Regions from separate parts of the Homo sapiens genome. Here regions 1 and 2 are each linked to region 3. The links are chromatin loops, found by intact Hi-C in ENCODE. Cell type or tissue: A673. All regions are shown on one strand. Links, peaks and the distances in the headings refer to the core of each region. The heading gives the core; the rest is flanking DNA.

Region 1 (11,020 bases), core at 1,242-9,241, 1.9 Mb before region 3:
CACTCCTGCCACCTGGTGGGCATTTATCCAAATTGTTTGTTCAGGTCTTTTAGGGGTGAAATTCGGGTTGTTGAATCTAGGTTGAACACACAAACATTCCAGCCCCAGCAGCAGTTGGGTCTTATTTCCTTCCCCTTGACCTGGGATCTGTACCTTTCTGTTTCCAATTAAGGCCTTTATAAATGAAAGCAACCTGGTTTGGCCAGATAAAAGTTCATGTCTCCTTGCCCGTGTCCTTGTGAACTGTATGACACTGCTCTCTGGAAATCTCGTGTGTGTACTTTTCACTTGTTAACCTCCTGTGTCCCCCACTACAAGGTCAGCTGCAAGAAGGCAGGGATTCTGTCTGGTCTTGCTATTCATGATAGTGCCTGGTACACTGTCTGGCATATTGGTCGATAGTTCCCTGATGAATGAAAATTTAACAAATAGGTGAAAACAGAGTTTTGGGTTGCCTGAGTGGCATGTTCCAAACCTTTACCATATGGTAAACCTCTTAGTTCAACTGCTAATAATTTCTTCTGTGTCTTGGGTTACAATCAACCTACCCAAGTTTGGCCTCTATCTTGCTGCAAGAAATAACTCCTGCCCATAGCTGTACCAGATTAGATTTATACAGAACCCAGTAGCCTGAAAGAAGACCTCCAATCCTACTACTTAACTATCCCAAATATCTCTCTGCTTGCTACTCATGGGTCCCAATTTGCAAGCAAGTGGTAGGTGAGTGTCCCTGGCTCATGGGACATTTTTTTTTTTTTCGTAAGGAGATAAGGGGTAGATAAGTAGAATTAGCCCAGTGGGAAATGATTTCAAGCTGCGGATTGATGATTAGGGTAATTTGTGGGTAGTCCAGAGAATGCCCCATGATCCTAAAGAATTACCATCATGCGTTGTTGCGATAGTGGTCAGATGAGTTTGAATTGATCATTGGCTGTGATTAGGGAGTCTCCTGTGCTGACCCATGTCCTCCCTTCAGAGGCATCTGGAACATCAATCCTGCAGATTATTCAGCTCATTAGGAATTCCCCGTGGAAGCTCAATACTTTCCTGAATCTGAATAGTTAAACCTCTGTGTTGCAAAAATCAAATACCATCTGGCTTTTGTGTTGTCTTGGCTAAATCCAGTCAATCCCAGCTTCTTCAATGGCATTTATGATATTCTGTTCCCACAAATCCAGAGAATCATAACTGGGTTAGAAACAGTTTTATTTAATCTTGGGTGTAGAAAGATTGTTTTCATAGATCAGACAGCATTTACCTCCATCAGAGTAAGAAAAAAGAATGTCCAGGTGTGTCCTTGCCCCAGTGATCACAGCATCTGTTGATATGTTCCTTGATATCAGTATATAGATCAAACTTACTGTCATCTTTAAAGAAGTTTACTTCATTCAAGTGCGGTGGCTCATGCCTGTAAAACCAGCACTTTGGGAAGCTGAAGTGGATGGATCACTTGAGGTCAGGAGTTCGACACTAGCCTGGCCAACATGGTAAAACCCTGTCTCTACTGAAAAAGTACAAAAATTAGCCAGGCATGGTGGCATGTGCCTGTAGTCCCAGCTACTCAGGAGCCTGAGGCATGAGAATCGCTCGAACCTGGGAGGTGGCGGTTGCAGTGAGCCAAGATCGTGCCACTGCATTCCAGCCTGGGCGACAGAGTGAGACTCCATCTGAAAAAAATAAATAAATAACTTAATGGCATTGACAAATGGTTGCCCACCCCACAAACCACCCACATACCCTAGTATCAAAATTATGGGAAATTGTTTCTTTCAAAGAGACTTCAGAAAAATATTGTATCCTGGTATAGAATGGATGGTTATTTCATTGTTTATATGAAAGGGCCTTGCTTGTTGACCAGTATTTGTATTTTAATTAATTTTTGTCCTTTCCCACTATCTAAGTAGCAAATCTGTCATAACTCCTGTGGTTACTGTCTTTTTAGACTTTGCCTGTGTGTTTGGATGTTTGGATTCCAGTAGAGAGGGTTCTTCCCCCGACACAGTCCCACCACTCGTAGTTCAATTGCAGGAGAGGAAAAACTTCATTTATCCTGTTAGATTCTGTGACTGGAGTCTGTAAGTTAAACTGACAACAGGTAGATGAACAGGAGGAAAGACATACAAATTTTAATATTTTTACATGCATGGGGCTTCACATAAAAGGAGCAAAAATGCAAAGCAGTGGTTAGACTTGGGGGCTTATATACCATTTTCCTTTTTTTTTTTTTTGAGATGGAGTCTTACCCTGTCACCCAGGCTGGAGTGCAATGGCATGATCTTGGTTCACTGCAACCTCCGCCTTCTGGATTCAAGCAATTCTCCTGCCTCTGCCTCCCAAGTAGCTGGAACTACAGGCACAAGCCACCACGCCTGGCTAATTTTTTGTATTTTTAGTAGAGACTGAGTTTTACCATGTTGGCCAGGCTGGTCTCGAACTCCTGACCTCAGGTGATCTGCCTGCCTTGGCCTCCCAAAGTGCTGGGATTAGAGGCATGAGCCACTGTGCATGATCAAAAAAAGCAATTTTTAAAAAAAAATTACCCAGGAGTGGTGGTGTGTGCCTGTAGTTGCAGATACTCAGGAGGCTGAAGTGGGGGGATCTCTTGAGCCCAAGAGTTGGAGGCTGCAGTGAGCCATGATTGTGTCACTGCACTCTAGCCTAGGTGACAGAGAATCTGAGAAAGAGAGAGGGAGGGAGGGAGAGTTTGGGTTCCTAGGGCTGGTAAGTTGTGGAAAGATGACTAGGAAGTGGTGGGTAAGGGTTGTTTAGTAATGTTTGTCATGCCAACTCATCTCTGTGCCAGTCACCCTGCCTTGGTATAGAGAAACATCTTTACATGGGGAATTTCCCTGCTTTTAGGCAGAAAGGGAGTGGGTAGAGAGCTCTTTTTGTCTGCAGTTTCTCAGTTGCCCTCAGCTCAAAATAATCCTTATGCCGAAGTGGCCTCTTCTGGGGTAATGTATTCTGATCCCCTTCAACACCAATAGAAAATCAAGGTAGATACACACCCCTCCTCCCAAAGTCTCAAGAGGGTGAAAGGCAGGAACTGCAAGGATTATATTTGTCTTCCTTATACGGCTCTTTCTCTGTCTCTTTTTTTTTTTGAGATGGACTCTTGCTGTATCGCCTAGGCTGGAGTGCTCACTGCAACCTCTGCCTCCTAGGTTCAAGTAATTCTCCTGCCTCAGGCTCCTTACAGGCAACCGCCAGCACACCCAGCTAATTTTTGAATTTTTAGTAGAGACAGGGTTTCACCATGTTGGCCAGGCTGGTCTCACACTCCTGACCTCAAATGATCCACCCGCCTCCACCTCCCAAAGTGTTGGGATTACAGGCATGAGCCACCGCACCCGTCCTCTTTTTTCTCTCTACGTTCAGTTCAGTTCTTCCAGTCTGTCATCCTGGATTTGTGGTCATGGGTAATATGTAAGATCGTTAGTCTGTCTCTGCTTTTGCAACCTTGACTGCCATCTGACAATTCAGGATAAGGCCTCTCTGCTTTCATGATGCTGGGCACATCTGATTGAGGTAAGAGCTCTTGACGGGATTGATGGAGGGCTTTGCAGCTTCGTTATTGATGGGTAAAATGTCTCCCAGCAAATGTGGGTGTCTAAGAGTATGCAGGGGAACCCACCTCCATGGCATGTGGGGTGAGGGCCTGGTATCATTTCTTTGAACAAACCATGGCTCCCAGTGGAGAGGGAATGTATTAGTCAGGCTAGGGCTGCTATAACAAATTACTATAAATGGCCAAGCGTGGTGGCTCATGCCTGTAATCCCAGCACTTTGGGAGGCTGAGGTGGGTGGTTGACTTGAGGTCAGGAATTCGAGACCAGCCTGGCCAACATGGCAAAACCCCGCCTCTACTAAAAATACAAAAATTAGCCAAGCATGGTGGCACACACCTGTAATTTCAGTTACTCGGGAGGCTGAGGCAGGAGAATCACTTGAACCCGGGAGGCAGAGGTTGGAGTGAGCCGAGATCGCACCACTGTACTCTAGCCTGGGCAACAGAGTGAGACTCTATCTCAAAAAAAAAAAAAAATACTATAAACTTGGTGACTTAACACAACAGAAATTATTTTTCTTGCCATTCTGGAGGCTGAAGTGTCCACAGGACTATGCCCCCTCTGGAGGCCCTCATGGAGAACTCATCCTTGCTTCTTCTAGCTCCTGGTGGCTCCAGGCATTCCCTGGCTTTTGGCTGCATTGTTCCAATCTCCACCTCTGTCTTCACATTGCATTTCTTCTCTCTCTCATCTCTGTGTGTCTCTTATCAGGACACTTGTCATTTAATTTGGGCTGAGATCATCCAAGATGATCTCATCTGGAGATTCTTAATCACATCTGCGAAGATCCCCTCCCCTCCCCTTCCTCCCCTTCCCTCCCTTCCCCTCTCCTTCCCTCCCCTCCCCTCCCCTCTTCTTTTTTAAGACAGAGTCTCACTCTGTCGCCCAGGCTGGAGTACAGTGTGGTATGATCATAGCTCATGGAGCCTCAATCTCCTGGACTTAGGTGATCCTCCCAACTCAGCCTCCTGAGTAGCTGGGACTACAGGTGTGGGCCACCATGCCTGGCTAATTTTTATTTTTTTTTTAGAAATGGAGTCTCGCTATATTGCTGGTCTCAAACTCCTGGGCACAAGCAATCCTCCTGCCTTGGCCTCCCAAAATGCTGTGATTACAGCAGGCATGAGCCACCGTGCCTGGCCGATCCTTTTTTCCAAATAAGGTCACATTCACAGATTCTAGGATGAAGACATCTCTTGGGGTGGGGGACCCAGTTCAACCAGCTGCACACGGGATGTAGATAAATGCTGGAAGGGCCCAGAGGACGCCTCTTGATGATGGAGTAGGGTTTCTCTTTCTTCATTAGCAAGGGAACTACACATATTTGTAGAGCAGTGCCCCTTAAAAATCATCGTTTATATTTTCAGTTCCTGTCTCAGCAACCAGATGAAGTATTGAGTGGAGTCCCTTCCATCCACATTAATCTGTTGATGGGAGTGGTGTGTTCCTTCAACATTACCACCAGGTGGCAGCCAAGAACTTAGAGTCAGGCGGGCTCATGCTTGCTGCCTGACCCAAGTACATGGTCTTAGCTCCTGAATTGAGATCCAAGTTTGCAAATAACGACAGAGGATGCCAAATCACCTTTGCTCTGGCCTATTCAGTAACATGTCACTTAATAGGGAGAATTACCGGATCAGTCCACCAGCCAGCCTAGTGTGGCAATAACTTACCCCAACTGTTTAAGCATTTACATAGCACTACCTGTTTTTTGTTTGTTTGTTTGTTTTATTTTTGAGAGGGAGTTACGCTCTTGTTACCACGGCTGGAGTGCAATGGTGCGATCTCGGCTCACTGCAACCTCCACCTCCTGGGTTCAAGTGATTCTCCTGCCTCAGCCTCCGGAGTAGCTGGGATTACAGGTATGTGCCACCACGCCCAGGTAATTTTGCATTTTTTAGTAGAGATGGGGTTTCTCCATGTTGGTCAGGCTGGTCTCGAACTCCCAATCTCAGGTGATCCACCCACTTCGGCCTCCCAAAGTGCTGGGATTACAGGCATGAGCCACCGTGCCCGGCATACACACCTGTTAATTTTGCCTGTTTTGCATTTCTTTCCTTACTTTGGGGTAGTTGGGAATGTTAATCACTTTAGCCCCTTCCCTAGCACAATTATTGTTTCAAAGATTGGCATATTAAGTCATTCCAGTGGGAGCATCACAAAGAAAATCTGATATTCTTTTCTTTCTGTGAATCAACCTGTATCTTTCCTGCAAGTTATTCCCCCGACACACTTGCTTGCTGTCACAGGACCTTCACTGATGGGATCTGCATTTTGTTAACAGTTTAAGGTGGTCAACTCTAGCACAGGCCAGGCCAAAAGTCAAAAATTCTTCATTACTGAATGAATATCCTAGGTAGATTATACAAGGATGTCCTTATACTACCAAAGAATGTTCTTTTATAATATAAAAGGATGTCCTTATTCAGATGTCCCTAGACCAATTACTTTAACTTTTGGAATGTCCAAATACAGCCAAAATCGACCCCTGAATTGTTTCTAAAACTGAGATCTTTTATTAAAATAGCAAAAGGAAGAAGTGATAGGTTCCATGAGGCCTATAGTTACAGAGATTTATTATTGAATTTGTTCAAAACATTTTTGTGTTTTAAATATTTCCCAGATGATTCTGATATGTGACCAGGGTTGAGGACCAGCATTTCTCTATGAGAGCTAGATCAGGTGTGAATTTCAGAATTAGAGGTGATTAATTTGACTGTTATCTCTTTCTCTCTCTACTTTTTGTGCCTGGAATACTTAGTTAAAACTTATTAAGCACGGTGGCTCACACCTGTAATCCCAGCACTCAGGGGAGGCGGAGGCAAGCAGATCACTTGAGGTCAGGAGTTCAAGAGGAGCCTGGACAACATGGTGAAACCCCGACTCCACTAAAAAAATACAAAAATTAGCCAGGTTTGGTGGTGTGTGTGCCTGTAGTCCCAGCTACTCGGGAGGCTAAGGCAGGATCACCTGAACCTGGGAGGCGGAGATTGCAGTGAGCCGAGATCGCACCACTGCACTCCAGCCTGGGTGACAGACTGAGACTCCATCTTAAAAAATAAATTAATTAAATAAAACCAATTAATCTCAGGAGACCTGATTCTCTCTTGCTGAGATGGGTAGAGAGAAATCCTTTGGCAACTAAACCTGTTACTCTAGCATTGTCTCTGTTTTCCAAAAATCCTGCTTAAGCTTTACTTATCTGTATTTAATGTGAACCTATCCCCCCTTATTGTTCTTCTGTGCCACCTCATCTTAAAGTCTATACATTGATAGGTTCTGCATTGAGTTCTTGCACTTCTCTAAGGAAAGAGAGCAAGAGAATTGTGGAAGTTTGGAAGAAGTGAGGGTAAAGAGACTGGATATCTTTCCAAGTTAAAGCAGTTTGGAGCCAAGGCTGATGGTAAAGAGAATATTGCAGAATTTGTTAAATATCCATTAATGAGTAGAATCTGGCAATTCCTGGAACCATAGTTCGAGATTGAGGGTGGAATAAAGATATATCAGATACACCCACAATCAGAGAATTTAACACCTATAGCCCCTCATTGAAAGAAAAAGTGTGGGATGCAAGAAAAATGGTGAATACAGAAATATGATAAAAATGCCAGTAAATTAAACAATTATTGACTGGAAACAGCCGTAATGAGCTCTTTTTGCTTTTAAAAGATGGGTCTAAACTTATTGATAAAAATAACAAATAGGCTGGGTGCAGTGGCTCACACCTGTAATCCCAGCACTTTGGGAGGCTGAGGCGGGTGGATTACCTGAGGTCAAGAGTTCGAGACCAGCCTGACCAACATGGTAAAATCCCGTCTCTACTAAATACAAAAAATTAGCTGGGCATGGTGACACATGCCTGTAATCCAAGCTGTGCAGGAGGCTGAGGCAGGAGAATTGCTTGAACCCGGGAGGCAGAGGTTGCAGTGAGCCAAGATTGCACCACTGCACTCCAGCCTGGGCAACAAGAGCGGAAAACTCTGTCTCAATCAATCAATCAGGCAGTAGGTGTTTATCTGGGGTAGGCAACCTGTAGTTAAGGCATTTTCTTGTAAGATCCTTTTCTTGATTGGAAGGATGTCAGAGATATGGATTAGACTTTGTTGGGAAAAAAGGTTTTGAATGTATGTTGATATTAAAACATTATGAATAAAATGACATATCACAGATCTGCATCATAATAATTCAGTGCCTGATGGGAGCTGAGAAGGTATACAGGGTTTAGATGACACAAGGTTGACACGAGTTGAAAATTGTTGGCCGGGCATGGTGGCTCACGCCTGTAATCCCAGCACTTTGGGAGACCGAGGCGGGCGGATCACCTGAGGTCGGGAGTTCGAGACCAGCCTGACCAACATGGAGAGACCCCGTCTCTACTAAAAAATACAAAATTAGCCGGGCATGGAGGCACATGCCTGTAATCCCAGCTACTCCAGAGGCTGAAGCAGGAGAATCGCTTGAACCTGGGAGGCAGAGGTTGCAGTGAGCCAAGCTCGCACCACTGCACTCCAGCCTGGGTGACAGAGGAAGACTCTGTCTCGAAAAAAAAAAAAAAAAAAGTAATGTATGTTGACATTTGAGGGAAGTCACTGAAAGAACAGAAAAACAATGAAATTACTGTAAACAAGCAGAAGGAAGAAGGAAGAAAGGAAACGTTTCAACAGAAGGAATAGAAGGAGAAAAATAAGCAAACAAAAAGGATAATAAACAAAGAAAATACACAAAATAATATGGTATAAAATAAGTCTCACTGCACATTTCAGTTGTGAACCCAAAAGTATGAAAGACAGATCTCAATCGATTTAGAAAGTGTGTTTTGCCAAGGTTAAGGATATTCCTGTGACACACAGCCTCGGTGTTACAGGAAAGCGGTCCCGATCCAGACCCCAAGAGAGGGTTCTTGGACTCCACACAAGAAAGAATTCAGGGTGAGTCCACAGATTAAAGTAAAAGCAAGTTTATTAGGAAAGTAAGGGAATAAAAGAATGGCTACTCCATAGACAGAACAACCCTGATGGCTGCTGGTTGCCCCCCCTTTTTTTTTTTTGAGACAGAGTCTTGCTCTGTCACCCAGGCTGGACTGCAATGGCACGATTCTCCTGCCTCAGCTTCCCAAGTAGCTGGGACTACAGGCACATATGCCATCATACCCAGCTAATTTTTGTATTTTTAGTAGAAACGGGGTTTCACCATATTGGCCAAGCTGGTCTCAAACTCCTGACCTCAGGTGACCCACCCGCCTCGACCTCCCAAAGTGCTGGGATTACAGGCATGAGCCACTGCACCTGTCTGGTTGCCCATTTTTATGGTTATTTCTTGATTATATGCTAAACAAGGGGTGGATTATTCATGCCTCCCCTTTTTTAGACCATATAGGGTAACTTTCATGCGTGTCTGTGTGCAGAGACCACCACACAGGCTTTGTGTGAGCAATAAAGCTTTTTAATCACCTGGGTGCAGGTGGGCTGAAGCGAAGGGAGATAGAGGTGGGGCTGTTTTATAGGATTTGGGTAGGTAGTGGAAAATTACAGTCAAAGGGGGTTGTTCTCTGGCTGGCAGGGGTGGGGGTCACAAGGTGCTCAGTGGGGGAGCTTTTGAGCCAGGATGAGCCAGGAGAAGGAATTTCACAAGGTAATATTGTCAGTTAAGGTAGGAACAGGCCATTTTCACTTCTTTTGTGATTCTTCAGGCCATCTGGATGAATACATGCAGGTTTGGGCTCAGAGGCCTGACAGTAACTTGCTGACATTTCCATGGCATTTGTAAGCTCTCACGGCACTGGTGGGAGTGTAGCAATGAGGATGACCAGAGGTCACTCTTGTAGCCATCTTGGTTTTGTTGGGTTTTAGCCGGCTTCTTTCCTGCAATCTGTTTTAACAGCAAGGTCTTTATGACCTGTATCTTGTGCTGATCTCCTGTGTTGTCCTGTGACTTAGAACGACTTAGTCTGTGAATGCAGCCCAGAAGGTCTCAGCCTTATTTCACCCAGCCCCTATGAAGATGGAGTTGCTCTGGTTCACACACCTCTAACATTAGGAAGTCCAGATGACACGTGCCTACTGTGGTTGGGGCACAGCTTGGATTTATACATTTTAGGGAGATATGAGACATCAATCAATATGTGTACGATGTACATTGGTTTGGCCTGGAAAGGTGGTGTTAGAAATAAGAGCTCAGAGTCATAAAGAAAATGAGCACTCAAACAAAAGATTTCTCAGCAAGCCAAATTTACTTCTGCAGAAAGGTGCAGCTTGCACCAGTCATGACTGCAAGAGCACACTGAGCGGGGGAGGGCAGGGGTTTTATCCCTAACGCAGTTCCTAGCACTTCTGTGTCCTTTCCCCATTGGCTGAGGTTGGACTTCACAATCTAAGCTAAGGTTTAAACTGAATAGGGTCTATTAGATGGGAAGGAAGAGGGACTGTCCTTTACTAGGCCAGAAGGACTTGTCTATCTAAGCACCGCAAAGGCGAGAAGGTTGTTTACAGAACAGGTAGCTAGGAGACAAGGAAGTACAAGGAAGTTGGTCATAAGAAACAAAGAACAGAGAACTAAAGCTTTTTGAAGATTAATTTATCATCTCTGACATTGGGACAACTGGGTGTAGGGTGGGAATTTCCAGGTCATAGGTAGATGAGAGACAAGGGGTGCATTCCTTTGAGTCTCTGATTAGCCTCCCACTGAATATGCAATTTACATGTGAGAGGAGGGTAGAGGAATAGTCACTTAGGCCTTAGTCTGGTTTAGTGAAACAATAGGGCAGAGGAAGCAATCAGATAGGCATTTGTCTCAAGTGAGCAGAAGGAAGACTTTGAGTTCTGTCTGTCCCTTGTCCACAAGGAATTTCCTTCTGGGAAACTTGTGAGGGAGGTATGCAGCTTTTTTTTTTTTTTTTTTTTGCTGTTGTTGTCAAACCTTTGTAGCTATGTTATTTAGGAATAAAATGGGAGGCAGGTTTGCCTGACATAGTTCCCAGCTTGACTTTTCCCTTTTGCTTAGTGATTTTTGGGGTCCCGAGATGTATTTTCCTTTCACACAGTAATCACTATAAATAGAGTCTGAGGGTAGAATCTATCAGATTGAACTGAAATAAACAAACTGTGAAGGAGACCATAAGAACCTCACCCAAATCTCCCAAAGTAAGAGTTCCCAGATTCTTCCAGCTCTGATATAACTTGTGTGTTTTGGATTTTTTTTTTTTTTTGAGATGGAGTCTTGCTCTGTCACCCAGGCTGGAGTGCAGTGGTGCGATGTCGGCTCACTGCTGCAACCTCCGCCTCCCAGTTTCAAGCAATTCTCCTGCCTCAGCCTCCTGAGTAGCTGGGACTAGAGGTGTCCATGACCACGCATGCCTGGCTAATTTTTGTATTTTTAGTAAAGATGGGGTTTCACCATGTTGGCCAGAATGGTCTCGATCTCCTGACTTCGTGAGCCACTGCGCCTGGCTGTGT
Region 2 (10,916 bases), core at 76-8,075, 220 kb before region 3:
TGTCAAACGTGTGGCAGACTCAACAGCCTACAGCAGATATTATTAAGCATTTGGTCAGAGGTTTTAGCAGGGAGAAAGGCTTCGAGCAGTCAGCAGGGACTTCCAGAGCCCTGTGCTGTGCCCCTCACATATCCAGCGGCAGAAGGGTCTGTCAGGATGTTAACTACACATTGACGAGCAGATGTCGTCCAGGTAGGCACGAAACCCCAGTTGAGATTTGTTCACCACCCAGAGGTCTAGAGGCTCTTGCTTTGGATGGCCCTGCAGTGTAATAAAGCCAAATGCACCGGATGCTGGTACGTTATTTTATAAACTTAAGCCAGTTATATACATTGCCCCACATAATTAATAATATATGTTCATTATACAATTTGTAACACAGTAAAGAGGAAGGAAGGCATGATCTTTATTATTTTGCCACTCGAAAGTCAATAAGAATGTTTTATCGCTGGGGGCGGTGGCTCACACCTGTAATCCCAGCACGTTGGGAGGTCAAGGTGGCGGATCACGAGGTCAGGAGATCGAGGCCATCCTCGCTAACAGGGTGAAACCGTGTCTCCACTAAAAAATACAAAAAAATTAGCTGGGCGTGGTGGCAGGTGCCTGTAGTCCCAGCTACTCGGGAGGCTGAGGCAGGACAATGGTGTGAACCTGGGAGGCGGAGTTTGCAGTGAGCCGAGATCACGCCACTGCACTCCAGCCTGGGCGACAGAGTGAGACTCCGTCTCAAAAAAAAAATATTTTTTTTTATTGTGTAGCCTTCCATTTTTCTTAACCATACCAAGATACACCTAACAAATTTATCCTTTTAATCATTTTTAAGTGTGCAATTCAGGGACATTAAGTATATTAACAATGTTGTACAGGCTGGGCACACTGTCTCATGCCTGTAATCCCAGCACTTTGGGAGGCTGAGGCGTGTGGATCACTTGAAGTCAGGAGTTCAAGACCAGCCTGGCCAACATGGCAAAACCCTGTCTCTACTGAAAATACAAAAATTAGCTGGGCATGGTGGTGGGCACTTGTATTCCCAGCTACTTGAGAAGCTTGAACCCGGGAGGCAGAGGTTGCAGTGAGCCGAGATTGCACCAATGCACTCCAGCCTGGGAGACAGCCAGACTATCTCAAAAACAAACAAAACAAAAAATGTTGTACAACCGTCACCACCATCTATTTCCAGAACATTTTCATTATCCCAAACAGAACTAATATACCCATTGAGCAATAATTTCCTTCTTTTTCCAGCCCTTGGCAACCACTAACCTGCTTTCTGTCCCTCTGGATTCACCTGTTCTGGATATTTCATATAAATGGAATCATACAATATGTGACCCTTTGTATCTGGCTCTTTTTTTTTTTTTTTTTTGAGTTGAAGTCTCGCTCTGTTTCCCAGGCCAGAGAGCAGTGGCGCGATGTCCACTCACTGCAACTTCCGCCTCACCAGCTCAAATGATTCTGCCTCAGCCTCCCAAGTAGCTGGGATTATAGGTGCCTGACGCCAAGCCTGGCTAATTTTTGTATTTTTAGTAGAGATGGGGTTTCACCATGTTGTCCAGGCTGACCTGGAATCTCTGACCTCAAGTGATCACCCACCTCGGCCTCCCACAGTGCTGGGATTATAGGCGTGAGCCAGTGCGGCTGGCCTGTATCTGGCTTCTTTGACTTGGTGTAGTGTTGTCAAGGTGCATCCGTGTTGTAGCATATGTCAGTGCTATTTCTTTTTTATGGTTAAATATATTTACGGGTGCAGTGTGTATTCTCTGTGTGTGCCACATTTTGTTTGTCCATCTGTTGATGGACATTTGAGTTGTCGTCACCTTTTGACTACTGATGAATGAACATTTGGCTATTGCTGTGAACACTGGTATACGAGTATCTGTTTGAGTCCCTGCTTTCAGTTGTTTTGGGTACGTACTGAGAAGTGGATTAACTGGATCCTGTGGTAATTCTGTTTATTTTTGAGGACCTGCCACTTTTCCACAGCAGCTGTACCATTTTACATTCTCACCAGCAACAGACAAGGGTTCCTGTTTCTCTACATTCTTGTCAACAGTGGTTACTTTTCCTTTTTTTTAAATTTGAGATGGAGTCTTACTCTGTCACCCAGACTGGGTTGCAGTGGTGTGATCTTGGCTCACTGCAGACTCCGCCTCTCAGGTTCAAGCGATTCTCCTGCCTCAGCCTCCTGAGTAGCTGGGATTACAGGCACCCACCACCATGCCCAGCTAATTTTTCTGCTTTTAGTAGAGATGTGGTTTTGCCATGTTGGCCAGACTGGTCTCGAACTCCTGAACTCGAGGGATCCACCTGCCTCGGCCTCCCAAAGTGCTGGGATTACAGGTATGAGCCACCACGCCTGGCCCTTCACTTCGATGCTTCTGTCCTGTGCTTCCATCCTTGCTTTACTTGAGTCCGTTTTTGCAGCTGTCAAAGTGATGCTTAAAAACAGAATCACGTCACTGCTGTGAAGGCTGATGGCCTAATCCACCCTCCCCTTCCCTCCCTCATCCGCACCTCTGTGGAGATCATTCCCCCAGGTCACGACTGCCTTGCTGTTCTCCAGTAATCGAGAATATTCCAGCCTTAAGGCCTTTGCATTGACAGTTCCCTCTGCCTGGAAGGCTTTCTCCCTAGATGCCTGCAAAGAGAACTAACCGCCTCCCCTTCAGTATCCTCTCGGTATAACAGGGTTTTACTATTTATGCTCAAGAAGTGTAGTGAAGATTCAATTATATAGAAGAGACATGTGCATAGCAGTTACACGTGGCTGTTCATTCCTTCTGTACCTTGCCTTCACCTGCCTGTCAGTTCCTTCAGTGACTGTGACTCCCTTCCCCATGAAGAGATAAAGCCTGTGGCTAAAAAATGTCTTAAGAAGTCATAATGATTTGACCTTAACCTCATTAAAACCAAAAATTCTCTCTGTTGGGTTGTAAGTAATGACCTGAGTGAGCCTCACCCCAGGATATTCTGATTATGTCTGGGGTGGATTTCCAGGATCTGTTTTTTTGACCAGCTTGAAGCCAATTCTGAGATTCAGGCAGGCTGGGAATTTCTGAAATACATTACTAGAACAGAAGACACCAGAGTGACACATGGTTCTGTGGACTTTGTGTTCCTGGGCCAATTTTCTGCCCAAAGAATAGGTTCTTAACACTGGCTTTATGTGTAGAATCTCCTGGAGAGTGTTTTAAAAACCCCATTGTCGAAGCCCATGACCAGGCATTTTTATTTTCACGGTTCCCTGGGTGATTCTAACATGGTTGACCATCGCTGCCTTTGGAGAATCACCACTCTGTTAAGTCTGCAAGGGGCTTGCCCTGGGAGGTGAGACCAGATTCTCACCCATGCAGGCATTCCATGTGTGGTCTGCTCATGCAGTACCAGCAGAGGGCACACAGAGCAAATGCATTATTCTAACGCTGTATCCCTAAGCTAAAATCACAGATGTCCACCAGATAACAGGAAATGTGTTAGGGCTTCTGTCATGCACCAGTAGGGTAGTACCTGAGAGCTGCCCCCAAAAAACCAAAGTCAACAACAGAAGCAATAAAAGGACTGGTGCAGTGGCTCACACCTGTAATCCCAACTCTTTGGGAGGCCAAGGTGGGCAGATCGCTTGAGACCAGAAGTTCAAGACCAGCCTGGGCAACATGGTGAAACCCCATCTCTACTAAAAATGTGAAAAATTAGCTGGGTGTAGGGTACATGCCTGTACTCCCAGCTACTGGGGAGGCTGAGGTGAGAAGATCACTTGAGCCTGAGGGGCAGAGGTTGCAGTGAGCTGAGACTGCGCCACTGCACTGCAGCCTGGGTGACAGAGCGGGATCCTGTCTCAAAAAACAAAAAAAACATTAAGTGTGCCCAACCCTTGTTGAATCTGGTAGAACCTGGGCATCTGTTTGTTTATGCTTCCCAGGTTATTCCACAGTACTACAAGTTTTGAGAATCACCCAAAGCCATACAATAGATGGCAAAGCAGCTTCTCAGAAAATGGGAGTTGTCTTTAGATTTGGGTGGTAGATATATTGGCAGTTGCCCCCTTTAACAACAATTATAACATGATTGTCTTAGTTCACTTGGGCTGCTGTAACAAAAATACCGTAGGCTGGATGGCTCAAGCAACATTAATTTTTACAGTTCTGGAGGCTGGGAAATCCAAGATTAATGCGTCAGCGGGTTCATTGTCTAGGAGGGCCTGTTTCCTGGTTGGTAGACAGGCTTATTCCTGCTGTGGTCTCCCATGGCAAAAGAGGTGAGGGAGCTCTCTGAAATTTTTTATAGGGCACTAATCCCATTCATGAGGGATCCACCCTCATGACCTAATCCACTTCCAAAGTTCCCATCTCCAGATATCATCACATTGGAAATTAGGTTTCAACATATGAATTTGGGGGTGACATAAACATTCAGAATATAGCAATAATCTAACAGAAATACTGAAGTGTACATATAAGGATGTTGACTGAAATATTTCCAATAGCAAAAAAACTAGTCCGGGCATGATGGCTCATGCCAGTAATCCCAGCACTTTGGGAAGCTGAGGTGGAAGGATCGCTTGAGACCAGGAGTTCGAAACCAGCCCGGTCAACATAGTGAAACCCCATCTCTACAAAAGAAAAAATAAAACATTAGCTGGATATGGTGGCACATGCCTGTAGTCCTAGCTACTTGGGAGGCTGAGGCAGGAGAATTGTTTGAGCCCGGAAGTTCAAGGCTGCAGTGAGCCATCACTGTGCCACTGCACTCTAGCCTGGGTGACAGAGTGAGACCCTGTCTCAATAAATAAATAAGAAAAGTAAAAACTGGGAATAATCTAAGTTTCCATTAGTAGGCCACATGGTTAAGTAAATGTTGGTAGATTAATATTGTAGTATACATGCAACCTTTAAAAAGAGTGAGATTGTACTGTATCTGTGGAAAAGACCACGAGGTAGGTAGTGAAAAAAAAAAAGCAAGTCACAGAACAGTGTAGTTCTGTGTGATCTTATTTGTGTTTTTAAAAAGTACATGTTGGCCAGGTGCAGTGGCTGTAATCCCAGCACTTTGGGATGCTGAGGCAGGTGGATGACTTGAGGTCAGGAGTTCGAGACCAGCCTGGTCAACATGGTGAAACCCCATCTCTACTCAAAATACAAAAATTAGCTGGGGGTGGTGTCAGACGCCTGTAATCTCAGCTACTCAGGAGGCTGAGGCAGGAGAATTGCTTGAACCCAGGAGGCAGAGATTGCAGTGAGCGGAGATCGCAACATCTCACTCCAGCCTGGGCTACAGTGTGAGACTCCATCTCAAATACATACATACATACATACATTGCAAATTGTGAAGAGTGGCTACCCCCGGGAGAGGATTGAGGGTGAGAGGGGTATAATGAGCACATCATTCATCCTAGCAAATGAAGAAAAACGCTGTAATAAACAGTCTGTTCTTCCATTCCCTTCTCCTCCCACCAGCTTTCTAGGCAAAGGAAAGTTTCTCAACCATGAATTCCAATTCTGGACTCAGAAGCTGAGTAGATGGAAGGAAACATGCAGTCTTTGAAAACTCAGTTAAAGCAGCTGTGATTTAACCATGTTTGTCCCTTGTCAAGTGGCTTTCCTTCTTGTCTGGATTTTGCCCCCGTCTCCCTGCCATGCTGTGGCCATGTAAATAATTTAGATGCCTAGGGTGGTCTGGAGCATGTCCGTTTTATTTTTTTGTTTTTCGAGACAGAGTCTTGCTCTGTCGCCCAGGCTGAAGTGCACAGGTGTGATCTCGGCTCACTGCAACCTCTGCCTCCCGGGGATCAAGCCATTCTCCTGCCTTAGCCTCCCAAGGAGCTGGGGTTACAGGCACCCACCACCACGCCGGCTAATTTTTGTATTTTTAGTAGAGACGGGGTTTCACCATGTTGTCCAGGCTGGTCTTGAACTCCTGACCTCATGATCCACCTGCCTCAGCCTCCCAAAGTTCTGGGATTACAGGCGTGAGCCACTGGGTCTGGCCTGTTTTTCTGTTTGTTTGTTTGTTTGTTTGTTTGTTTGTTTTAAGATGGATCCTCGCTCTGTCACCCAGTCTACAGTGCAGTGGTGCAATCTCAGCTCACTGCAACCTCTGCCTCCTGGGTTCAAGTGATTCTCTGCCTCAGCCTCCTGAGTAGCTGGGGTTACAGGCGCACGCCACCACGCTCAGCCAATTTTTGTATTTTTAGTAGGGACAGGGTTTCACCACGTTGGCCAGGATGGTTTCAAACTCCTGGCCTCAAGTGATCGGCCCACCTTGGCCTCCCAAAGGGTGGGGATTACAGGCGTGAGCTGCTGTGCCCAGCCACATGTCAGTTTTCATATGGCCACCATCCACACATGAGGTCTGCATCAACTGGGGACCTGGTGACGATGCTCCCAGTGTGCACGTGGGAAGCACAGCCCAGTGGTAGCTGTTGTCCTCCTTCCTATGCTGGTTACCAAAAATGAGACTTACCTTGTCATAGGGCCAGATGTCTATGGCATCCGCCACCCAATCATTGCATAACCATGTTTAATGCGCTCCCCAAAGCAGATCTGGTGGGCTGAGCAGCTTGCAGGGGACAGCCTGGATGAATTGCCTGGAGAACTAGAGTTGGGAGCTTGCTTTATGTTGCTGCTTTATGACTGCAAGACTCGTGAGTTCCTAAATAGAAAGCAACAGGGTCCCTTTGAACTCCGGGCAGAGTCCAACTTTTAATGGCCTTGTTTTGATCCTGCGCCATTCAATTGTAAAATCTTGCCTGATTAGAGTCCCATCAGGCAAGGCCAGTACCGTCTAGGTATGGCCATGTTCATACCAACTCTAAGGACACAAACATTCATTTTACTGATTAACAGTTGAAATACACTCTCAGATTCAGCTGGGCTTGCACCTATGGTGTGAAGTAGATTTAATATTTACCAGTGGGAAGTTAACTCTCACAGAAATATAATATTGCCTTTTAGAACTATATATGAGACACACTCAGCTATTCATGGAGAAGAAGCAGTAAAGGACACCAGCATGTATTAAATGCCTACTGTGTGCTGGGCAATTATTATAGGATTTCATTTAATCTGCCAGCAACACTTTGAGTTGGAGAACCCCAGAGAGGTGGTAGAGTGTTCGGGTGAAGCATATGGCTTCTGAAGCCAAACTTCTTGCCTGCTTGAATTCCAGCCCTGCCAATTCCCAGCTGTATAACCTCTTTCTCTGCCTCGGTTTCTTCCTCTGTGAAGTGAAGATAATAACACCACCTACCCAGGATTGTGGGGAGGATTACATGACTTACTACATGAAAAGCACTTAAAATAGTGCTCAGTCCAGGCAAGCACTCAATAAATGTTAGCTAGCAATACTATAATCATCCTTTTTTGGCAGAATAAGGTTCAGAGAACTGAAGTGACTTGCCCACGATCACCCGTCTAGAAAACAGTAGAGCTGGGTCATTCCACTGCCTCCCCAGGGGAAGGACAGAATATAGAAAACAGGCCGGCACAGTGGTTCATGCCTGTAATCCCAGCACTTTGGGAGGCCGAGGCAGGCGGATCACCTGAGCTCAGGAGTCCGAGACCGGCCTGTCCAACATGGCGAAATCCCGTCTCTACTAGAAATGACAAAAAATTAGCTGGGGTTGGTGGTGCATGCCTGTAATCCCAGTCACTGGGGAGACTGAGGCAGGACAATCACTTGAACTTGGGAGGTGGAGGTTGCTGCGAGCCAAGATTGCACCACTGCACGCCAGCCTGGGCGACAGAGTGAGACTCTTGTCTCAAAAAAAAAAAAAAAAAGAAAAGAAAACTGTGACTCTTTAACAATTTTTTTTTGGTTTTGTTTTGTTTTTTGAGACGGAGTCTCGCTCTGTCACCCAGGCTGGAGTGCAGTGGCACGATCTTGGCTCACTGCAACCTCCGCCTCCTGAGTTCAAGCGATTCTCGTGCCTCAGCCTCCCAAGTAGCTGAGACTACAGGCATGTGCCACCACACCTGGCTAATTTATATGTTTTTAGTAGAGACGGGGTTTCACCATGTTGGTCAGGCTGGTCTCAAACTCCTGGCTCAAGTGATCTGCCCGCCTCGGCCTCCCCAAGTGCTGGGATTATGGGAGTGAGCCACTATGCCCGGCCAGTGCTTTATAATTTTTACAACAGACGGGTGAGGTAGGTACAGTAAATCCTCATTTAATGTCATCAGTAAGTTTTGGGAAACTGATTATAAGTTAAACGACATACAATGAAACCAATATTTTTTCCTCATCATAATAGTAAGATGTTGAAAGAAACAATGTTATAACAAGACAACTTTGAATGAAATGATGTTTTCGAGGACCTGCCATCCATTTCCAAGAACCTATCTGTGACATTAAGTGAAGACTTACTATTTGTATACTTTTTTTTGTTTCGAGACAAGGTCTCACTCTGTCGCCCAGGCTGGAGTGCAGTGGTGCAATCATAGTTCACTGCAGCCTCAATCTCTTGGGCTCAGGCAATCCTCCCACCCCAGCCTCCCAAGTAGCTGGAATTATAGGCACATGCCACCATGCCAATAAAAATTTTAAAATTTTATTCTTAGTAGAGACAGGGTCTTGCTGTGTTGCCCAAGCTGGTCTCAAACTCCTGAGCTCAGGCGAATTCACCCGCTTTGGCCTCCTGAAGTGCTGGGATTACAGGCATGAGCTACCACACCCAGTCTTGTATGCCTGTTTTTAAGATGAGGAAATTGAAGCTTGGAGAGGTTAAGGGAATCTGCTCCCAATCACACAACTTGAAAGTTAGGATTTGATACACACTGATGTGGAAGGATGCTGTAATATTAGCATGTGGACAGATGTGAGTGTATGTGCACTTGTGTGCAGTCAACTCAGGACTAGCTGAGGGTAGGAACTGTCAATCGCTCAAGGAACTTTCTCTCGGCCAGCCTGGCCATCAGCCTTGGAAGGTCAACTTGACCTGGTCGGCGTTGAGTGTGAGCTCCGACATGCACATTCCTAAGGTAGGTGAGTTGAAGGCACCGGAACTTCAAGGTCAGTAACCCTTTGATGGCCAGGCACGGTGGCTCCCGCCTGTAATCCCAGCACTTTGGGAGGCCAAGGTGGGAGGATCACCTGAGGTTAGGAGTTCGAGACCAGCCTGGCCAACATGGCGAAACCGCATCTCTACTAAAAATACAAAAAAATTAGCTGGGTGATCTGCCCACTTCGGCCTGCTGAAGTGCTGGGATTACAGGTGGGATCCACTGTGCCTGGCCAGTGGCACTTTTCAAAAAGCTCTTTCGGGTGATTCCTAAGCGCGTCCAGCGTTGAGAATCACCGTCCCGGATGCTTTGGATTCTCTACTTTTCTCTCTCTCCGTCCCCATTATTTTCCTAATTCATTCAGGCCACCAGGTGAGCGTGGCTGCAATAGACTCCTAACTGGCCTCCCTGCCTCCCTGTTCTTCACCGTGAACACTCAGGACAACCTTTCTATATATATTTTTTGAAACGGGGTCTCACTCTGTCGCCCAGGCTGGAGTACAGTGGCGTGATCTTGGCTCATCTTAACCTCCGCCTCCCAGCTTCAAGTGATTCTCCTGGCTCAGCCTCCTAAAGTGCTAGGATTATAGGTGTGAGCCACCACGTCCAGCCAGGACAATCTTTCTAAAACACCCCTCGGTTTGCTCCCTTGCATCAAGCCTCTGGCGGCTCCATCACCAGCATGGAAAGCCCACGCCCCTCATGTGGCACAGAAGGCTCTCGAGGGGCCCAGCTCCTGCCTGTTTTCTGGGCTCTTCTAGTCTCCTACTCTTTGTGATCTAGTGATACTGAACTTTTCATAGACGCCTGCTGTCGCCCTGTCTCTGTGCCTTCGTGGACCTCTTCTCTTGTGGAATGCCTTCCATCACTCTGGAGCAGCTTTTGCTCAGCCTTGAAGATGAAACTCAGGGGCTTAACTGCCACCCTGACTGATGTGAGGGGCCCAGCCTTTGTGCCTCTGCTGCATCCAGTGTTTTCCCACGTCCTGCTCCTTACACTGTTTTTTTTTTTTTTGGTTATTTTTTTATTTTTATTTTTTATTTTTCTTTACCTTGCTAGAATGTGAGCTGCGAGGCCAGGCGCAGTGGCTCACGTCTGTAATCCCAGCACTTTGGGAGGTTGAGGTGGGCGGATCACCTGAGGTCAGGAGTTCGAGACCAGCCTGACCAGCATGGTGAAACCTGTATTTACTAAAAATACAAAAAATTAGCTGGGCCTGGTGGCAGGTGCCTGTAATCCCAGCTACTTGGGAGGCTGAGGCAAGAGAATTGCTTGAACCTGGGAGGCGGAGGTTGCAGTGAGCCGAGATCGTGCCATTTCACTCCAGCCTGGGCAACGAGCAAAACTCCATCCAAAAAAAAAAAAAAGGGGGGCCGGGCGTGGTGGCTCACGCCTGTAATCCCAGCACTTTGGGAGGCTGAGGTGGGCGGATCACAGGGTCAGGAGTTCGAGACCAGCCTGGCCAAGACAGTGAAACCTCGTCTCTACTAAAAATACAAAAATTAGCTGGGCGCGGTGGCGAGCGCCTGTAATCCCAGCTACTCGGGAGGCTGAGGCAGCTTGAACCTGGGAGGCAGAGGTCACAGTGAGCCGAGATCATGTCACTGCACTCCAGCCTGGGTGAAAGAACTAGACTCTTGTCTCAAAAAAAAAAAAAAAAAGAATGTGAGCTGCGAGTACGGACCACATGTTGTCCATCCTTGTGTCCCTGTCACATAGCATGTCCTCGATTTACTTAATGAAATGCATGGCCTTACAGTGCTTCCTGATCCCAAGGCAGAGTTATGCATGTAGAGTGTTCCCCAAGACATCCCTAAGAGGTATATAACAGGCATTTAATAAGTACTTGTCACCTAATTATTTAACAAGACCATTTCCACCAAAAAAGTCCACATTCACTCATGTTTCAATTATAAATTT
Region 3 (11,020 bases), core at 1,583-9,582:
CAAACAACAAGAACAAAGCACACAGCCTTGCACGAGATGAGCCTCAACCACTGTTGTCATGGTCATCATCATCATCAGAAACAGTAGAAGTAATCGTCGTAGGGGCAGTGACAGTGTGGATTTTCCCCAGCTCTAGTAGGTGCTCGGGAAGTGTTTGTTGATTGAATGAAGGATGTTAGTAACTGTCCTCTGCCTGGTATCCTCTCTGTCTCTTCTAAGCCATGCATGGGACATTTGTGATTCTGCTGCCGCTCAGCCTGATCCTGATGGTTTTTGGGGGGATGACGGGGTTTCTGAGCTTCCTCCTCCAAGCCTACCTCCTCCTCCTGCTCACTGGAATTCTCTTCCTCTTTGGAGGTAGGTGCCCACCCTGCCTAGGGCTCTGGCTTGTGGTCTGGGGGTTGGGCAATGGGTACTGTGTATGAACCCTCAGCAAACGAGGGGGATCCCAGGGCCTCGTGGGGTTCAGTTTCCCCTTCTGGGATATCAGTTGGAAGAGATGAGTGGTTTCCAGCCCAGAATCACTTAGTCTCTGGTTCCAAGACAGGAGCAGTGCAGAGGGAGCAGCTTCCAAGAATCCTTTTCATTACTTCACCAAAGAAGCCGCATGTATTACCTTTGCCCAAACTCGTGATAGCTTCAAGCTTTAGGGCTGTGAGCTGGCAGGAGACCCTCGCTCCAGCCACCCTCGCTCTATTCTGCTGATCAGCCATTCTGATAGATACTGCTTTGATCGACTAAAAAACGGGCATGACCAGGCACAGAAAGACAAACACCTCATGATCTTTCTATGTAGAATCTAGAAGAGTCAAATTCACAGAAAGAGAGAATGGAACAGGCTGGGGGTGGGGGCAGGGGAGGGTGGGGAGATGTTGGTCAAAGAACACACAATTTCAGCTGAAAAGAAGGAAGTTCAGTGATCTATTGGGCGTCATGGTGACAGCAGTTAACAACAGCCTATTGTGTTCTTGAAAATCGCTGAGAGTAGATTTTAGTTCTCACCACACACAAAAGAAATGCTAAGTATGTGAGGCCGTGCCTGTGTTGAATAGTTTGACCGAGCCACTCCACAGTGTACACACACATATCAAATCCTCATGCTGTGTACCGTAAATACATACAATTTTTACTTGTCAATTAAACAGCAGCACACACAAAAACAAGATGAAACAAAACAACAGGTGGACAGACAATGGCTAGGTTAACACCACTGGTTGGTTTAGTGGACCAGAGGTTTTGAAAAATGGGACCTGGCACGTGGCTGGCTGCCTTAAAGGCTGTCTGTATCCCTGTGTATTTGAAATGTTCCTTTTAAAAAAAAAAAAAAGCAGTGATGACATGCTCCCTTGGAATCCACAGAGGAAAAAAAACAAAAGGGATGTCTGGAGGTGAAAATATTGCAAAGTTCTCATCTCCTCTAACCACTCACTATTATTATTACTATTAGCATTAATAGTTCACCCAGTGACAAATTCTCGAAACCAGCACTGCCTGGTAGAAGTTTCTGTGATGGTGGAGAAGTTCCCTAATCCATGCCGAGCATCGGGAGCTGCAAACCAGGCCAGGGCAGTGAGTGCTGATGGGGGACTGAGCTGTTAACTTCATTTAGATTAGTTAACTTAAATTTAAATAGCCATGTGTAACTGGTCAGTGGCTATCGTACTGGACCATGTGGCTCAAATCTAATATCTGTGGAGAACCACCGTGGGCCAGGCACCGTTCTCGGTGCTGGGGAATTGAAAATGAGCAAAACCAACAGGAGCATGTCTGCCCTCTGGACACTCACAGGCCACTGGGGGAGACAGATGTTAGTTAAATAATTACACAAACATGCCTGCAATCCCAGCACGTTAGGAGGCAGAGACAGGCGGATCACTTGAGGTCAGGAGTTTGAGACCAGTCTGGCCAATATGGTGAAACCCTGTCTCTACTAAAAATACAAACATTAGCCGGGCGCGGTGGCGGGCATCTGTATTCCCAGCTACTCAGGAGGCTGAGGCAGGAGAATAGCTTGAACCCGGGAGGTGGAGGTTGCAGCAAGCTGAGATCGCAGCAAGCTGAGATCGCACCGCTGCACTCCAGCCTGGGCGACAGAGCGAGACTCTGTCTAAAAAAAAATTACACAAAAGAATGCAAAGTTGCAATTGTGACCTGGGCAGTGATGGGCAGCTGTATGGTGCTGTGGAATCACTGCTCAGGCAAGTCCAGGAATCGAAGCGTGAGCTGCCATGTGTGGGAAGGGTAGGAGTTGCCGATGACAGGCAGAGAAGCAGGGGTGAATGCACCCAGCGGGGAGACTAGCACGCGCAAAGGTCCCGCAGCAGGAAGGAGCGAGGACGCTGGACGCTGAGCAGCGTGGCTGGGCAGGGCGAGGAGGAGGAGGGGAGTGCTGGGGCGGGGTGGGGGATTGATCTGCTCTCCCTTTGCCCTCCCTGCAGCCATGGTGACCCTCGCTGGGATCAGCGTCTACATAGCGTATTCAGCCGCCGCCTTCCGGGAGGCGCTGTGTCTCTTGGAGGAGAAGGCCCTCCTGGACCAGGTGGACATCAGCTTCGGCTGGTCCCTGGCCCTGGGCTGGATCAGCTTCATCGCCGAGCTGCTCACCGGGGCAGCCTTCCTGGCAGCAGCCCGCGAGCTCAGCCTGAGACGGAGGCAGGACCAGGCCATATGAGCCTGGGCGCTGGGTCGTGGAGGGGAGGGAGGGGCTTGGCCCCGGAGCTTCACCGACCGATCTCCATCGGCTGCGGCCTCTTCTTCCTCAAAGGCCACTCGGGGAGGCCAGGCACCCCCCTCCTTCCCCCACAAATCCCCGCGGACTAAGCTTGGGGCCTGGCTGTTATCCTAGTACCTGTGTGCTTATGTCCGTGTGTGTCCGTGTGGCCTGGAGGAGCCCGAGGGAGTGCCAAACCGCTTCGCGAGAAATAAAAACGATCCTTTAATCACACACAGAGCTTTACAGATTGCAAAGTCCTCACGCCCCCTCCGACTTCATTTCCTCCTCACCCATGTCCCTTGGATCAGCTCCTTGGTGGGTCTGGGAAAGGGAGAGGGTGCCCTACCTCCTGGGCCCTGTAATGCGTTCAGCTCTCTCTGGGGAGCTCTGGCCTGGAGTTCCTTTTGCTCTAAAATAACTCTGGCATGACATGGGCTTTCTACGGGGTCAGGTTAGGTCTACAATATGAAGCTGCGAGACTCCCAAGGGGTTGGCCAATTGATAGAGCACTCTTCAAGACTAATCATACCTTTTCCGTCCTCCCCCAGAAAAATCCATCCCTCCTTTCATCCTGGTGTTCTGCCCCTGGGAATGGGCTCCCCATCCGGGTCCCCTGGGGCAGTGCTGTTCACATTTAGCGCGCCCCAGACTCTATGGGCTTGTTGATACTCTCGGGCTGATGCCACCCCCAGGGTGTCTGAGCCAGGAGGCCTGGGTGAAGCCCAAAAACTCACATTTCTAAGTGGCTTCCAGGCGATGCCGAGGCTTCTGGCCCAGAGCCACTGTTTGCATAAATGCCGAGGTGGGGCGTTTATTAAGTGACAGAGAAGGGTTGTCATCTTGCTGCTCTTAGAATCACCTGGGTATCTTCCAAAAATCCTGCTGCTGTCTACATCCTTGATCTGATATTCTCTAGGGCTGGTGTCCAGGCATCAGTGTTTTTTAAGAGCTCTCCAGCCTATTCTAACCCAAAACCATGGCTGAGATTCTGTTCCTGCAAGATTCCAAGTCATGAGATGTAGGGGAGGGCCCGAGGAGCCTTTGGCTTAGGAAACTCTGGGAGGTGCTGATGGTTTGGGGAATACTGGTGTGGATTAAAAGATGACAACACGATTATCAACAATATGGCATCATCGTCTTCATCATGACATCATCATCACCATGACGTCAACACTGTCATCATCATAGCTGACACCCACTGAGTACTTTCTATGCACCTGTGCTATTCTCCATGCCAGTCGGTCAGTCAGTCATTCAACAAACATCATGACATCATCACCACCATGCCATGACATCACCACCACAACGACATGACACCACCATGACATCAGCATTGTCATCATTATAGCTGACATCCACATCTATGCACCTGTGCTATTCTCCACGCCAGTCGGTCAGTCAGTCATTCAACAAACACTCAAAGGAAGGCCAGTACACACCAGCAACTGGGGGGGCAATGACTCCTCCAGACCCAGACCTTGCTCTCTGGGGTGCCACATGATTGAGGAGAGAGAGGCATATGAAATACGTAGCCCGTGGTGAGGACTAGGAGATAAGCAAAGCAGGGTACAGATGAGGAAACTGAGGCACTGGCAGGTTAACATAACTGGACTAAGGGCATAAGGAGAGAAAGGGACGCAACTGGGAGTAAACTTCAGAACTGCCTGATCCCAAGATGGTCCTCCCCCTACTTCCACCAACGCCTGCACTTCTTTACTGGCTGTCTGCTCCTTTCAGGACGTTGCTGCGACGTCCCTGTCTAATCCGGAAAGGCGCAAAAGGAGTGGGTTACTCACATGGCCACATGGGGCTAAATGAGCGCTGTTGGAAAATCAGTTACAATGCTGGGGAAAACAAAGTTTTTGCAAAGTGAGGGCAACCATGCTACCGAAAGGGCGGTCTCTGCTTCCACCTGCTGGTCGTATTGTGGAACTGCTCCAGAGGCAGGATTTGATCCCCAAATTCGTCAAGAGACACGTTTTCAGCCCTCCTAGCGCCCAAGTGCTGGATTAAATACTGCAGGGCCAGAGTTCTCAGCTGGGGCGATTCTCTCCCCCACCTGACATTTGGCAGTGTTTGGAGACAGTTTTGGTTGTTCTTAGTGCGTGTGGGGAGTGGTATTACCGGCAGCTCCAGTGGGAAGAGGCCAGGGATGCTCCTCGCATCCTATGATGCTCAGGACATCTGGTCCCACACGTCCACCTTGGGACATGCTGAGACACTCTGCTAAGCGAGCAATAATGGACAATAACAAACCAAAACATGTGTGCACCTCAGGAACTGACAACACAGAATAAGCTCATTCATTCGCCCATCCATTCATGCATTTGATAAATGCTTGCCAGATACCTACAGTGTCAGAGACTGTTCCAGGGCCTGGGGACACATTCATGGGGGTGGCCAAGAAAATCTCCACCCTTCCTAGCTCACATGGGAACAGATGATAAACCCATGAACCAATAATCTATCTGAGAGATTCAGACAGTGATTAGTGTTATGAAGAAAACAAAACAGGGTGATGAGGCCGGGCGCCATGGCTCATGCCTGTAATCCCAGCACTTTGGGATGCCAAGACAGGCAGGTCACCTGAGGTCAGGAGTTCGAAACTAGCCTGGCCAACATGGTGAAACCCCATCTCTACTAAAAATACAAAAAAAAAAAAAATAGCCAGCTGTGGTAACACGCGCCTGTAATCCCAGCTACTTGGGAGGCTAAGGCAGGAGAATCACTTGAACCCAGGAGGTGGAGGTTACAGTGAGCCGAGATCGCACCATTGCGCTCCAGCCTGGGTGACAGAGTGAGACTCCATCTCAAAAAAAAAAAAAAAAAAAAACCAGGGTGATGGGATGAAAGGTGTCTGGTAGAGATGTGACTCCAGGAAGGACAATTAGAAAGGGCTTCTTGGAGGAGGTGACATTGTGCTGAGACCCGCATGAAGAACCTGTAGGTAGGGAAACTGCAGACCAGGCAGGTGACAGCAGACGCAAAGGCCCTGAGGTGGGAAGAAGCTTCTGTGTTAGAGGGAAATGAAGAGGGAGGGTTGATGGAGAGAAATAGGAGGTGAAGGTAGAGGCAGGGAGAGAGAAGGCAGTGGGCGATGCCCATGGCCCGTGGTAAGGAGGTGCTGATGATTAAGTGGGGTTGGGATGCTGTTCCATTCTGTTCTGTTCTGTTCTATCCTGATCCATTCTGATCTGTTCTATTCTGATCCATTCTGTTGTGTTCTGATCCATTCTGATCTGTTCTATTCTGATCCATTCTGTTGTGTTCTGATCCATTCTGATCTGTTCTCTTCTATTCTGATCCATCATTCTATTCTGACCTGTTCTGTTCTATTCTGATTTTTTTTTTTTTGAGACTGCGTCTAGCTCTGTCACCCAGGCTGGGGTGCAATGGCTCAATCTCGGCTCACTCCAACCTCTGCCTCCCAGGTGCAAGTGATTCTCCTGCCTCAGCCTCCCCAGTAGCTGGGACTACAGGCACGCACCACCATGCACCATGCCTGGCTAATTTTTTGTATTTTTAGTAGAAATGCGGTTTTACAGTGTTAGCCAGGATGGTCTCGATCTCCTGAGCTCATGATCCACCTACCTTGGCCTCCCAAAGTGCTGGGATTACAGGCGTGAGCCACCGTGCCTGGCCCGATCCATTCTGTTTCGATCTGTCCTGCCGTATTTTAATCCATTGGATTGGTTCTGTTCTATTCTGATCCATTTTGTTCTGATCTGTTCTGTTCCATTCTGTCTTGTCCTCTCCTCTTCTATTTTCTTATTCCACTTGGACTCTCTCTTGAGAGTGATATGCCTTTAAGACAGTGGTTCTCAACCCTGGCTCTACATTAGCATCACGTGGGGGTCCTATTTAAAAAACAACCAGTTGCTAGCACTGGGGCCCCAATGGAGCCAAATGCAATCAGACCCTCGAGGGCGGACCTGGGCATTGTTATGTTCACAAAGTTCCCCAGGTGATTCTGCTGTGCAGGGGAGGTAAGAACCACTGCTCTAAGACCCTTAGGTCTGTTGTGTGAACGGACCGGCCTGCAGGGGTGAGAGTGGTTGCAGGAAGTACAGGGAGGGGCCTCCCAGGGCCAGATGAGAGGAGAAAGAACTCGGAGCAGGTGGAGGTGTGGTCAGATCCAGGTGTGCTGGACTAACCGGGGGTTAGAGGAGGGGATTTATACTCATGAGAAGGTAAACAGGAGGAGGAAGTGGGACTACGGCGCGTGTCCCTTTGCTGGGGAGGCTCAGCCACGATTTGTCCCCTCAGGTCCAGACCTGGCTGGAACCCCTGGCAAACAACTGGCCGCTCTCTTTCTCTCAGAGAAGGCGCTCTATCTGGCAAAGAAGATCCATTCATTTATTCACTCATTCATTTATTCACTTGCCACCCACCCATCCATTCATTTACTCACTCATTGCTTCACTTATTTATATATTCATGCACGCATTCAGTCTTTGTTCATTCATAAGTTCACTTGCTTATACCTGTCCCATGCTTCATTCATTCACTCACTTATTCATTTATTCATACATTTTCCCATTAATCAATTCACTCATCCATCCATGCATCCATCCACCCATCCATCATTATCCATCCATTTGCTTACCCACTCACTCACTCACTTATTCACTCAGTCATTAATTTACTCATTCACTCACTCACTCATTCACTCACTCACTCACTCATTCACTCACTCATTCACTCACTCATGTATTCACTCAGTCACTTATTTACTCATTCACTCACTCACTCTTTCACTCCCTCACTCACTCATTCACTCACCCATTCCCTCACTCACTCATTCCCTCACTCAGTCACTCATTCACTCATTCACTCACTCACTCATTCACTCCCTCCCTCCCTCATTCATTCACTCACTCATTCACTCACTCATTCCCTCCATCACTCACTCACTCATTCACTCACTCATTTACTCACTAATTCACTCACTCACTCATTTACTCATTCACTCACTCATTCACTCATTCCCTCCCTCCCTCACTCACTCATTTACTCACTCATTCACTCACTCACTCATTCACTCACTCATTCACTCATTCCCTCCCTCCCTCACTCACTCATTTACTCACTCATTCACTCACTCACTCATTCACTCACTCATTCCCTCCCTCCGTCACTCACTCATTTACTCACTCACTCATTCACTCACTCACTCATTCCCTGACTCATTCACTCATTCCCTCCCTCCGTCACTCACTCATTTACTCACTCATTCACTCATTCATTCCCTCCGTCCCTCCCTCACTCATTTACTCACTCACTCATTCCCTCCCTCCCTCACTCACTCATTTACTCACTCACTCATTCACTCACTCACTCATTCCCTCACTCATTCACTGACTCATTCACTCACTGACTCATTCTCTCACTGACTCATTCTCTAACTCACTCATTCACTTATTTCATCACTCATTCACTTATTTCATCACTCATTCACTTATTTCATCACTCATTCACTCACTCACTCATTCACTAACTCACTCATTCACTAACTCACTCATTCACCCACTCACTCATTCATGCACTCACTCACTCATTTACTCACTCATTCACTAACTCATTCACTCACTCATTCACTAACTCACTCATTCACTTACTTATTTCCTCACTCATTCACTCACTCACTCATTCATGCACTCACTCACTCATTTACTCATTCACTCACTCATTCAGTCACTCATTTACTCATTCACATACTCATTCACTCACTCATTCCCTCCCGCCCTCCCTCACTCACTCATTCACTCATTCACTCACTCATTTACTTACTCGTTCACTCACTCATTTACTCATTCCCTCACTCACTCATTCATTCACTCACTAATTCACTCACTCACTCATTCACTCATTCCCTCCCTCCCTCCCTCCCTCCCTCACTCATTCACTCACTCACTCATTCCCTCCCTCCCTCACTCATTTACTCACTCAGTCATTCACTCACTCATTCCCTCACTTATTCACTGACTCATTCATTCACTCACTGACTCATTCACTCACTCACTCATTCACTAACTCACTCATTCACTTACTCATTCACTTACTTATTCGCTCACTCATTCACTCACTCATTTACTCATTCACTCACTCATTCAGTCACTCATTTACTCATTCACACACTCATTCACTCACTCATTTCCTCCCTCCCTCAGTCACTCATTCACTTACTCACTCATTCACTTACTCATTCACTCACTCTTTTCCTCCCTCCCTCAGTCACTCATTCACTTACTCACTCATTCACTTACTCATTCACTCACTCATTCACTTACTCATTGCCTCACTCATTCACTCACTAATTAACTCACTCGTTTACTCATTCACTCACTCATTCACTCATTCCCTCCCTCCCTCACTCACTCATTTACTCACTCATTCACTCACTCATACCCTCCCTCCCTCACTCACTCATTTATTCACTCACTCATTCCCTCACTCATTCACTGACTCATTCATTCACTCACTGACTCATTCACTCACTCATTCACTTACTTATTTGCTCACTCATTCACTCATTCATTCACTCATTCACTCACTCATTTACTCACTCACTCACTCATTCAGTCACTCATTTACTCATTCACACACTCACTCATTCACTCACTCATTCCCTCCCTCCCTCACTCACTCATTCACTTACTCATTCACTTACTCATTCACTCAATTTACTCATTCACTCACTCATTCCCTCACTCACTCATTCATTCACTCACTCATTCACTCACTCCTTCCCTCCATCACTCTCTCACTCATTCACTCACTCATTTACTCACTAATTCACTCACTCACTCATTTACTCATTCACTCACTCATTCACTCATTCCCTCCCTCCCTCACTCATTTACTCACTCATTCACTCACTCACTTATTCACTCACTCATTCCCTCCCTCCCTCACTCATTTACTCACTCATTCACTCACTTACTCATTCACTCACTCATTCCCTCCCTCCTTCACTCACTCATTTACTCCGTCACTCATTCCCTCCCTCCCTCACTCACTCATTTACTCACTCACTCATTCCCTCACTCACTCATTCCCTCACTAATTCATTGACTCATTCATTCACTTACTGACTGATTCATTCACTCACTCACTCATTCACTCACTCACTCATTCACTTACTTATTTCCTCACTCATTCACTCACTCATTGACGCACTCACTCATTCACTCACTCACTCATTAACTCACTCATTCAGTCACTCATTTACTCATTCACATACTCATTCACTCACTCATTCCCTCCCTCCCTCACTCACTCATTCACTCATTCACTCACTCACTTATTCACTCACTCATTTACTCATTCACTCACTCACTCATTCCCTCACTCACTCATTCATTCACTCACTAATTCACTCACTCACTCATTCACTCATTCCCTCCCTCCCTCACTCACTCATTTACTCACTCATTCACTCACTCACTCACTCATTCCCTCCCTCCCTCACTCATTTACTCAGTCACTCATTCACTCACTCACTCACTCATTTACTCACTCATTCACTGACTCATTCACTCACTCACTGACTCATTCACTCATTCACTAACTCACTTATTCACTAACTCACTCATTCACTCACTCATTCACTTACTTATTCGCTCACTCATTCACTCACTCACTCATTCATTCACTCACTCATTTACTCACTCATTCACTCACTCACTCATTTACTCACTCATTCACTCACACATTCAGTCACTCATTTACTCATTCATATACTCACTCATTCACTCACTCATTCCCTCCCTCCCTCATTCACTCATTCACTTACTCACTCACTCATTCACTTACTCATTCATTCACTCATTTACTCATTCACTCACTCATTCACTCACTCATTCCCTCACTCACTCATTCATTCACTCACTCATTCACTCACTCATTCACTCCCTCCTTCACTCACTCATTCACTATTCACTGATTCACTCATTACCTCACTCACTCATTCATTCATTCATTCCCCCACTCATTGCCTTCCTCCCTCACTCATTCATTCACTGATTCATTTATTCACTCGCTCACTCATTCATTTATTCACTCATTCATTCACTTATTCACTCACTTGTTCATATAGTTATTCATTCATTCACTTACTCATTCATATGCTCATCGACTCATTCATTCAACAGTGACTTCTTTGATGCCTGATGTGCCAGGTGCTGTTTGAAACACCAAGGATTTAGCAGTGAACAAAAGTGACTCAAAACCTGCCTTTTGAAGCTGACATTCTGGGGTCTGTGCATGTGTGTGTATGAGTGCACGGGTATGACAGACAGTAAACAT

The links. A loop is a pair of places that touch in the nucleus more often than their neighbours do. Peaks named below come from ENCODE experiments on the same cell type or tissue, not always from the same donor. Only the 100,000 strongest peaks of a DNase experiment are listed, where the experiment ranks them.
Region 1: a loop joins it to region 3, with 11 times the contacts of the local background. A loop is called at or near these places in 11 of 110 quality-filtered maps.
Region 2: it touches region 3 in a loop (9-fold over the local background); 60 of 110 quality-filtered maps call a loop at or near these places.

Annotation. Positions count from the first base shown.
Region 1 is chr16:10,503,775-10,514,794 of GRCh38, reverse strand. No RefSeq gene overlaps it. Among named protein-coding and RNA genes, the nearest start is that of LINC01290, 19 kb to the left of the region's middle. RefSeq lists enhancers at 4,887-4,976, 10,042-10,849. In A673, for the core only: a CTCF peak has its summit at 5,031 (motif pointing right); a DNase peak (open chromatin) is centred at 5,054.
Region 2 is chr16:8,784,555-8,795,470 of GRCh38, reverse strand. It overlaps TMEM186 (transmembrane protein 186), which reads left to right. Exons shown (of 2, transcript NM_015421.4): 2 at 1-291. It overlaps ABAT (4-aminobutyrate aminotransferase), which reads right to left. Exons shown (of 16, transcript NM_020686.6): 16 at 10,901-10,916. Among named protein-coding and RNA genes, the nearest start is that of TMEM186, 7.6 kb to the left of the region's middle. RefSeq lists a silencer at 3,312-3,491. In A673, for the core only: CTCF peaks have their summits at 3,189 and 3,397 (motif pointing right); a DNase peak (open chromatin) is centred at 3,390.
Region 3 is chr16:8,561,424-8,572,443 of GRCh38, reverse strand. It overlaps TMEM114 (transmembrane protein 114), which reads left to right. Exons shown (of 4, transcript NM_001146336.2): 3 at 220-357; 4 at 2,439-2,944. The coding sequence ends at 2,671. Among named protein-coding and RNA genes, the nearest start is that of TMEM114, 24 kb to the left of the region's middle. In A673, for the core only: a CTCF peak has its summit at 4,595 (motif pointing left); a DNase peak (open chromatin) is centred at 4,533; H3K27ac peaks cover 2,866 bases.